Linked DNA regions of Mus musculus: region 2 is linked to region 1. Evidence: chromatin contacts called from ENCODE POLR2A ChIA-PET data. All regions are on one chromosome and are shown on one strand. Each heading gives the region's core, a stretch centred on a gene start or an enhancer-like site at or near the end of the contact. The rest is flanking DNA. Distances are from core to core; before and after follow the strand shown.

Region 1 (4,902 bases), core at 1,775-4,274:
TTTGGTCTTTGAGACAGAGTTTCTCTGTGCAGTCCTGGAACTCACTTTGTAGACCAGGCTGGCCTCGAACTCAGAAATCCGCCCGCCTCTGCCCAGCTGGTCTGAGTTTTTAATCCCCTCATCGCCCTAGAAGGCACAGCTTGTTTCCCACCTCTTGTTACAGTGAACAAACTGATGTGCAGAGAGGTCAAGTAACCTCCTCAGTGTCACACAGATAACTCTGTCAGAGCCTGGCCTTAAAACCTCGCCCCGAAGCCAGCATTCTCTCCACTGTCAGGATCTCCAAGGTCAAAGGCAGGGCAGAGGGAAGGGAAGTTTAACTTAGAAAAGGGTGGGTCAGCAGAAGTCTAGGGGCCAAGAGGATTAATTAACCTTTGTTTGGGGCTATGGACTGTGGTTCCGTGGTAGAAAACTTGCCTGGCCTGTGGTACCCTACCACAGGAAAACAAAACAAGCCTTTGTTTACCACTCCCAAAGGAGGAGGGGCTGGGGATGTCCCAGACCTCAACTTAAAACATCCCCGTGTGTCCTGTGCAAACATTTGGCGGCCTATTAGACAAGGCAGTAGGATGCCCCCAGGACAGCTAAATTCAAGGGCTACCCAGGAGGAGAGGCAGGTCCTCTGGCAGACTTTGGAGTCAGACCATGGAACAGATCTTAACACATAAACTTGGGCAAGTCTCCATACATACAACGGCCACCTGCTCTTCAGCGCAGCAGGGACTCTGTGGTAGAAGTGTGTCAAACACTCAAACACAGCAGGCCGCATCGCTGCCCCCCCCCCCCCACTGCTCCTCCCAGGGCTTCACAAGTCTAGTCCAACCTGAGCTGCTTCAGTTTAGCTCCTGCTTAAGACAAGCAAGAAGCCCAGTTAGGGACCCGACTTCTTTCACAGAGCCTGGGCCAAGTGCTGAGAAGAGCTGGTGTCTTTTTAAAAGACAGAGAGGGTGGACTGAAAGGGGCAGCCAATGGTGTCCCAGCTGCCTCCCATAGGGACACCAGATCTTGCAGACAAAATAACACAACACCCAGCCTCATTCTGAATTTCAGATTGTGAATGATTCAGTGTGTCCCCAATCCTGAGACACATGGTACGACTTTGTCCTTGATGCGAAGCCCAAAAGTGACTGGGTGTTACTTCACAACCCCTAGCCTGGGCACTGCCCTTCAAAGCCTGCAAAGCACACATGATCTCAGTGGAGGGCCTAGTGTTTGTATGCTGGGCTGGAAAGCCTGCTATCTTACATTTGTGATGGATACACTGTACCTATCAGGTTCTAAAAGACGATGTAGGCCATCAAAACCAAAGTTAGCCCAAAGCAACAATACCAGGAAATGCAAACCACTGGAGCTGAGTCTTTGGGGGTTCGAATCCTGACTGTACCACTTATTTCTTGGGAGACTCGGACAATTTCCTCGTATGATCTAAGCTGAAGTTTGCACCCCGATAAAAGAACACGGCTTCTCTAGGTCAGGTATGGTGGTGCACACCTTTAATCCTAGCACTCAGGAGGCAAAAGCAAGCAGATCTCTTGTCAATTCAAAGACAGCCTGATTTCTATAGTGAGTTCCAGGCCAGCCAGAGCTAGATAGCAAGTCCCCCAACTCTAAACAAAAACGACAGAGTACAGCTTCAGCTTTTTCAGCGGAGGACGGAGACTAAGAAAAACAAGCAACACAGGTTGGGGATACGGCTCGGTTGGTGGAGTGTTTCCTTATCCTGCAGGAAGCCCTGGGTTTCATCGCCACTACTGTGTAATCCTGGCACTGGAGAGGTGGAGGCAGGAGGATCAGAAGTTTGTGGCAATCCTCAGGTACACAGTAAGTTCAAGGCTACACAGTAAGTTAGTACACGAGACCCTGACTCAAATGAATAAAACATATCAGCCCATAAACATCACATTTTTCTCACCTGTTCCTGCGTTTTATTATTATTTGTTAGTGTGTGGTCCTGGGATGGAACCCCAGGCCTGGGGTGGGCTACTCAAATGTTCTACCATTGAGACTTGTGCTGTCCTCGTAATTATTCCAGCAGAATAAGGCAGAGCCTGACCTCCAGACTGCCTCCAAGTCCTGCCTGTAATTCTGTCCCTAGATAATGGATCGCTCAAGCCCATTCCTTTGCTCCAATCTCCCTCCTGCTGCTAGCCAGCAGTTTAGGAATGGGAAACCGGCCAGAGCAAGTCACAGCCCAGCCCATATGAAATCACACAACTGCTCCAAAGCACCTCTATCTTCCGGCCCTTTCCTCTCAGACACCAAAGGGTGCTAAATGGCTTAACACCTGGGAGTCTTAGGGTTTCACGGAGCTGGCACCAAAGGCCCAAGATGGCCGGTTTACTTCCAGGTCCACACGGTTCTGGCCGAAGCTAAGTGGCCAGCACCTCTGTTGCAAATGAGGAGGGCTGAGAGAGAAAAAGAACTTAGGAAATGAAGACATCCTACGCAGCCCCGCTGCCCGGAGCTCAAAGTAGCCTCTGGGGTTTTTGATTTTAGGAAACCTCTTAAGTTCCTGCTTCTTAATTATGAAATAAGGACGCTGCATGTGGAAATTAGGGAGAAGCAATTGTTTGGGGACAGCGGATTTCTCCTAACTTGAGCCAGCACTCAGACAGACCCCCCCCCCCGAACTGCACTGACCTCTCAGAAGGATAGATGTCCCTGTCCTGCTGTGGGGGACACCAGGAGCGCAGGCCCGGGCGGTCCGGTGCCCGTGCCAGCCTGGGTCTGTCCGGGAGGGGCGGCCCTGTCCGTCTCTGTCCCCAGGTGTCCCTCTCCGTGTCCGCCGCCTCCTCCCCGGGGCTCTGGACCTTCCCTTCTGCTCCGACTCCGTTCCCCAGGTTCCTGGACCCCCGCCCGCCCCGGCCGCGCGGCCACCTTCAAGTTCACGGCAGGCAGCTCCATCCCGACCCGGCGGAGGGCACCTGAGCGACGGCCGCGGGGACTCCTGGGCTCCGAACTCGGGAACAAACTTCCTGGCCCCGCCCGTCGCGTTGCGCCAGTTCCAACGGCGGGAGGCCAACTCGCGCGGCCACGTGACTGCAGCCGGTTGCTAGGAGACGGCGTCAGGCAGCTGCTCTTGCTGCTAGGCTCAGGCTCCTGCTACTACTACTGCCTAGGCCTCTACCAGCTCCTGTGCTTCAAGCCAGGAGGTCGGGATTTCTGCAGCCTAGGGGCTCAACGGGCTGCCTAAGTGGGATCGAGGTGAGGTGGTGGGACGACCTACAGCCAGAGGAGCCTGGGGCAAGCGGGCAGAAACTGCGGGTGTGGTAACAGTTGGTGTCTGCCCAGAACATCCTCTCTCCTCTCTTACTTCCCTTGCACAAGAATTAGAACAGTGCCTACCTCATCATCTTTGTGAGGATCAGTGAATGAATTCATGTCCATAAAGATAAAAAGTGAGGGTTGGAGAGGATTCCGTGATTAAGAGCACATGTTACTACTTTTTCTAGGCTTGGGTTCCCAGAACCCACATGCCGGCTCACAATCATGTACTTGTGATACAACCACCCTCTTTTGTCCTCCGCAGGCTCCAGACACAAGTGCATATACACACACAGGCAGGTGAGACATTCGTATACACAAGACAAAAATAAATAAATCTGAAAAAAAAATCGAAGCTCTGTTCTTACTGTATTAAATTTTCCTTCCAAGCTTATTGGATTTCAAGAGAATTTCATAGAATACATTAAAAAGAAAGGAAGGAAGGGGAAGTCGAGGCAAAGATATAATGATATCAAAGCCTGCCTGGCTTATAAAGTAAGACCGTGTTTATGTCTTATTGATCTACTTAGTGGGGTGGGTGGATGCATGCCACAACATGAGTGGGGAGGCGAGAGTGTGGATGGTTCTCCTTCCATCCTGGGTTCTGAAGCCAGGGTAAGGAAAGGGAGACAGGACCTGAAGTCAAGAAAGGGGCTTTCCAGCTGATGGCTGAATAGCCCCCACCACAAGGGAAGGAGAGGCTGGAGGACTCTAGAGCCCAGCAGTTTAAAGCCAACCTGGGCAACAGTGAGACTTTGTCCAAAAATGAGGGGGTCAGGGCTCAGTGTTATAGCATCTGTTTACCAGCATCTGTTTACAGTACCAGCATAGCCTAGGTAAAGTTCCAAATGATCAGAGCTGTGCCGGGTGTCAGTGGCTGATGCACACAAGCTCTAGTACCACCAATATATGAGGAGCCAGCCACTTGGAGTCCACTTGCCCAACATAGCAAAAGTTGGAAGACATTCAGTCAGGACAATTAACAGGAAGTCTCCCCTGCTGAGCCTTCAGACATGCTGAGAGCTCTCAGGAGGCGGGAGCTGCCCAGCCTGGGCTGGTGGGTGTGACTCCAGAAGAATAGAAGCCATATGGGAACCCATGAGACCCCCTGAGTGGACACAAGATGACATCTAGGTCACAGATCCCCAGATAGGACTTTTCTTCTGGGAAGATGAGAGAAGTTGGGGCGGGGCAGACCTAATTTAATAGCCCATTTGAAGGCACAACCCTCAGTCCCCAAGGAAGGCGAACTACAAGTCTGCCATTGTAATGGACAGCTATTCTGATTTTGTTTCTAGGCAGAGTATTTCTGTGATGTCCAGGCTGGCCTTGAACTTGAGAGTTTCCTGTTCTATCCTCCCAAGGGCTGGGATAGCAGGCATGTGCCTTTACCTGGGTCTAATTATGGTTTATTGCATAAGTTTATTTAACTGTTATAAAAATTATATACAGTAGCAAGTTGTTTCCATACCTGTATGGCAATATATCCTGTGATGTTTATTTCTTAATCATGTTTCTTTAGTTTGTATGTTGATATGTAGGCATACATTCCATGCCCCTATGTGGAAGAGGACCAACTTCCTTGAGTTGATCTTCACTTTTCTACCTTGTTTTTGAGCGAAGGTCTCTTCTTGTTTC
Region 2 (4,902 bases), core at 1,737-4,236, 73 kb after region 1:
CTACCTTTAGTGTAATAATAGAGAGAGCCTGCGTTGTGGTGCTTACCAAACAAAGCAAATCAAACCATAAAACTCTTCTTAATCTGTTGGGTTGGTTTGGGATGTAGTCTGCCTAGCATTGTATAACAGCATGGCTGGGGGTGGGGGTGGGGTAGGGGTGGGGCGGGGGTGGGGCGGGGGTGGGGGTAGGGTGGGGCGGGCAGGCAGTGAGGGGTGGGTCTGGGCTGCCTAGACTAACACCCTCACCACTTTTCTTGATGTTTGACCATGTGACAGGAGACATGGTCCTTCCTATATTGTAGCTTATTCTCAGGCTACAGCACAGCCTGGGCTTTAGGGCATCCAGATGACCAGAAGATAATCTGTTCTTGAACCAGAATGCGAGGGAGACTTCATTGCTCCTTCATCCATTGGCAAGGCCCCTTCTGGAACAGTCTGTAGGTTTAACCTGGGGTCTGTGAGGCCTCATTTCTTTTCCTAGGAAAGATTTTAGGAGAAGCTAGCCTCAGATTCATGATCCTCATGCACCAGTCTCCTGAGTGGTAGGATTACAGGTATCAGCACCATTACCAACTAAGGGTAACTGGTTTGCTTTGAGTCAGAACCTCATGTAGCCCAGACTAGCCTGTAACAGATGGCCTTCAACTCCCTATCTTCTTGTGTAGTGTGTGTGTACCTTGACCTCAGTGTACCTATTTGAAAAGTGGGTGCGTCACTAGTCCCTGCATCTAAGAATTATTTTGAGAGGAATAAAGGCCGTAATATAGCTAAAGGGCTCACAGCCAGTGTTTAGGACGCATACTGTGGTCATCTAATAGAGCATGGGTCCTGTTGAGGCATACTCTCCGCACCCACCTTCAGCACAAGGGTTGTGAAGGAGGTTCCTCTGGAGGCTGCGCAGGAAGTAGAAGATCTTCCAGTCAGCCACAGGCTGGTCCCAGTCCTCGGTGATGAAGCCCTCTTGAAGGCACTTGCGCTTCCAGAGTGTAACCAGGTCAATGAGGTCTCGCCAGAGGCTGCAGACCGGTCGGCAGCGCAGCAGCAGTTGGCGAGCTGGGATGTGGATGAACAGTTCCAGCAGGATGTTCTCTGGCAGCTCGTTGATGTTGCCTACTGCCATGGTGGCGTCTCCTAGCCAGCTCCTGTGGGTATTGGAGAGCCGTGCTATACACCGAGCCTTCTCCCTGGCGAGTGGCAATCCCAGCACCCAGGGATAGAGAGATTCCCAACTCTGCGGGGGGCCACAGAGTTGCTGTGCTGTTCTGACCTTCTGTTTCCACAGTAAACGGGACGAGGGGCTGGGGCATGGTAGTTCCCTCCTGGGTCACTAGAAGCTCAAGGTGCATGGGCCGGGGAGTTGCTTAATAAACCATGAGATCTGATTTCCCCCAACCCGGGCACCTAAGAACAGCCTCTAAGGACGCCCAGGGACCTTCCCAAGGTCACACAAACAGGAGAGGAGGGGAGGCAGCTCCGGCTCTCACTGAAGGTAGAGCCAGCCATTTTCAATAGGCCAGCAGTCTTTTAAGAGGAGGGTAACAATGGGAGGCCTTGTGAGCCCTCCAGCTTGCCACTCTTCATTTCCTCCCCATCCCCCACACGGGGAAAGGGACAGAGATGATGATCGGGGGTTATCACTGGCCCTCAGGACCGGTCACGGAGTACAAAGGGCTCAGTGACGTTCTTAAGATCTCAGAGAATATGACCCGTTTACCTGAGCCTGAGGAAAGATGTACGAGTGGAAAAGAGCCTTCCTATCTCCCTCCCGCACCCCCCCCACCCGCCCCGGCCCCCTGCAGTCTCCCATTTATGCTTGGCTCTAAAACGGGCTACCTTGCTCAAGACCAGATTCAGATCTCTGAGCACCGATGGCGTCCATAGCCCAGTTCTTCGAAGCCTCACAGTACAGTGGGGGGAGGGGAGGGGAGAAAGCCTGAGGCCTGGGCCTTAAAGGCGCTAGGCCCTCATGATCGCAGAGCGCGCGCGCCCCCCCCCTCCCCTCTAGGTCTCTGCCCACTGTGCCTCAGTCCCCGAACTGGGCGCTCCCCCTCCCGCAGTCACCTGCGATCCGTCGCGCTGAGCGATCCTGCCAGGCCGTGGGGCTGTACAGCCCGAGCCTGCGTGGCCCGGAAGGCAGACCTGCCTACTGCCCGCCAAACGTCTCCTTGCTGGGGCGCTCACTGCTCCCCTCCTTCTGTCACCTGCTCTTAGCCGGGTTACGTTGGAGAACAGCACCCAAGACACAGCCCCGCCTACTACTCATCAGACCCCGCCCCATCCCCATCCCACAACACTGGCCCCTCTCCCTCCCCATTCTCCTTGTCAACTACTTTTGGTCGCGCTGCGCCATACCCTTGGATCCTGGGGATGAGCCTTACGGACCAATGGAGGCCCGGGGTGCGACCCGCCCACTGTTTGTCAGACCACGCCCCACGCCCCACCCCATTTTCTCCGTCACCAGCTTTTAGTCCGGCTGCCCCACAACGCTGGGTACTGGAACTGCGCCTTTCTGCCAGAGTTGGTTCACGATGCGGCCCCGCCCACTGCCCTCAAGGCCCCGCCCACCATTCCTTCAGGCCCCGCCTCACCCGCGCACTCCCCGGATTCGCCCCCATCACAGCGTAGGAAAATTACCTGGGGGGTTGGGGAGGAGGAAAGCTCCGATACCCCCAACTCCACTGGGCTCGGCGCCAGCACCCTCTACTCCCCAGTAGTCCGACTCCATATGTCCTCCTGCAGTCATCCTCCAGGCACACTAGAAGCCCACCCATTCTGTAGCTGTCCCTGCCCCTCTCCAGTCCCAGGCTCCTCCCGGAAGCCGCACCTTGGGTTACGGGGCGGGGGGTGGGGGTGGGGGGGTACAGGACTCCCAGCCCTTAGCCGGGGGCCAGAGGCGGGGCGCACGGGGCCTTTAAGAGGCGCGGCGGCGCGGGCCCGGCTGACGCGGGCAGCTCCAGGACTCGCCACCCGCAGCGCTCAGGCTCTTCTCTCTTGACAGCACCGCAGCGATGGATGGAGATGGTGATCCAGGTATCCGCTGCTGGCCCCGCTAGATACAGACTCGGGAGACAGGGCGGACCAGCGCCGCAGAAGGCGCTCAAACTTTCGCGCCAGGAAAACCCTAGAGATAGTCTAGGGAGCAGGTTTCTGCCTGGTGTCGTGGTGTGGAGGGAGGAGGACGCCTGGGTCTCCAAAATGGCATCGGAGGACTCTGGCATCTCAGGCTCCAGACTTCCTGGGGTTTGAGAGCCGGGTTCTTGCAAGCTTTTGCTTCCATGAACTTCTTCCATTTGCTAGCGCTGCCCTCCCTGCCTCTTGAGCCTCCGGAGTCCCCGCGGGGTCCTAGGGTTTACAAACTTTATCCTGCCTCCATCCTAGCTTCCTGAGGGACTCCCTTCTCTGGAGGGGCCGTCTTGTATTGGAGTAGCGGGGCTGTTCCGTGGGAACCAGGCTAGGGGTGAGGAAGGCTGCTTTTGGCAGAAGCTCTGGGTCCTCAAGGATTGCCCAGTCATCTTTTCTGGCACCAAAGACCCCACCCCTTCTGCCCTCCGGCTCCCTGCTGGGCCTGTAGGGGGCTGCTTGCTGAGTCAGACCTGCCTGCCTTGACTCTTATCCCTTCCTCACTAACTATGCTCAGCTCGGAGTGTTCACTCTTTAGGGGAGGAGGTGAGGGAACAGAGGTGGCCAGTCTTCCCTCCTACTCCCAAGTCCTCACTCTCAGTCGGTGCCTGGCTTCAACATCATCCACAGGGCCCCAGAATAGGCTACCGTTTTCTTCCTGCTCCCAGGAAGTCCCTGGGCTCAGGGGCCCAATCCAGGTGAGTGAGTCAGCTTGGGGTCAGCATCCATGGCTAGATAACTTTCCTACAGCAACAATGTGGCAAGTTGTGTGCAAGGGAGCAGGTGGGGGGGGCTGTAATCCGATCTGGGGCCTCAATGCCAGGCCTAGGGGCCAGGAGAGAGGACTGGGTGAGGTGCACCTTTCCGGGGAGCATCAGGTATCTGCTGGGGCCAGGGCAGGGCTGGGTGATGGTAGAGAGGTGAGGACGTTGGGCCCAGCTCTCCAGAGCTGTTGGAAGCAGGACAGACAATTGTTTTTCCTTCTGCTTGATGATGTCCTGTGGTGGAACCTGGAAGAAATGCTAGGACCCTCTGCACCCGTTTTCTCATTGCCAATGAAGGAGTAAACCCCTACATATGAAAATGTGACCAAAACACATCAGAAATGTGGGGAAAGTACGCTGTCTGTCTGTCTGTCTGTCTGTCTGTCTGTCTGTCTGTCTGTCTCTCTGTGTGTGTGTGTGTGTGTGTGTATACAATTCACCATGGCTGATGGAGGACTCACTGTGTGCTCTAAAGAGAGGGGAAATCCCGAGTCAGCTTTCCAGTGTCTGACAGTGTAGATGCTATTGACTGCATCCCCTTAGAAGAGGTTTAGGGAACGGGCCACCTGTCCCTCCCCTGCCCCAGGCCTGCTCCCTTATTTCCTTGGCTTCTTGGGGTCAGACCAGTCTTCAGGGACTCTGAGAGAGATGGCCTCCATTACACAGGGTGGCTGGGTCCCCTCCCCACTGGCCCTCTCTCCTTTAGAGATACTGCCCACTCAGTGTCTGCTTACTCAAGGTTTCTTCTTCGGTGGCCCAGATGAGGCGCGCTGAGATCCAAGAGATACACAGCTGCCCACAGCAGCCTGGGTATTCAGTGGGCTGACCTGGAGAACCCAGCCTGGGAGGCAGTGCTTTTTGTCCTGTCTCCCAGTCTTCACTGTGGAGTCAGGCGTCCCCACTGGCTTAGCAAGAGTGGATGTCCCCATTGCTTTGCTCCTTTGTGGGAAGGGGATGAATTTCAGTATAAATCTGACAGTCTGACACAAGGATGACTCCATTTCACAGATGAGGAGAC

Evidence for each region. ChIA-PET counts read pairs that join two places held with the same protein, here RNA polymerase II (POLR2A).
Region 2: POLR2A ChIA-PET joins it to region 1 with 40 read pairs in embryonic stem cell. The contact joins the promoter of Fbxo2 here to the promoter of Agtrap in region 1. POLR2A ChIA-PET finds 5 or more read pairs at or near these places in 3 of 5 experiments (Patski and embryonic stem cell).

Annotation. Positions count from the first base shown.
Region 1 is chr4:148,085,040-148,089,941 of GRCm38, forward strand. Agtrap (angiotensin II, type I receptor-associated protein) reads right to left here and starts at 3,025. Exons shown (of 5, transcript NM_009642.5): 1 at 2,878-3,025. The coding sequence starts at 2,904.
Region 2 is chr4:148,157,682-148,162,583 of GRCm38, forward strand. It overlaps Fbxo2 (F-box protein 2), which reads left to right and starts at 2,987. Exons shown (of 6, transcript NM_176848.1): 1 at 2,987-3,030. The coding sequence starts at 3,009. Fbxo44 (F-box protein 44) reads right to left here and starts at 2,413. Exons shown (of 6, transcript NM_173401.5): 1 at 2,062-2,413; 2 at 856-1,142. The coding sequence starts at 1,120.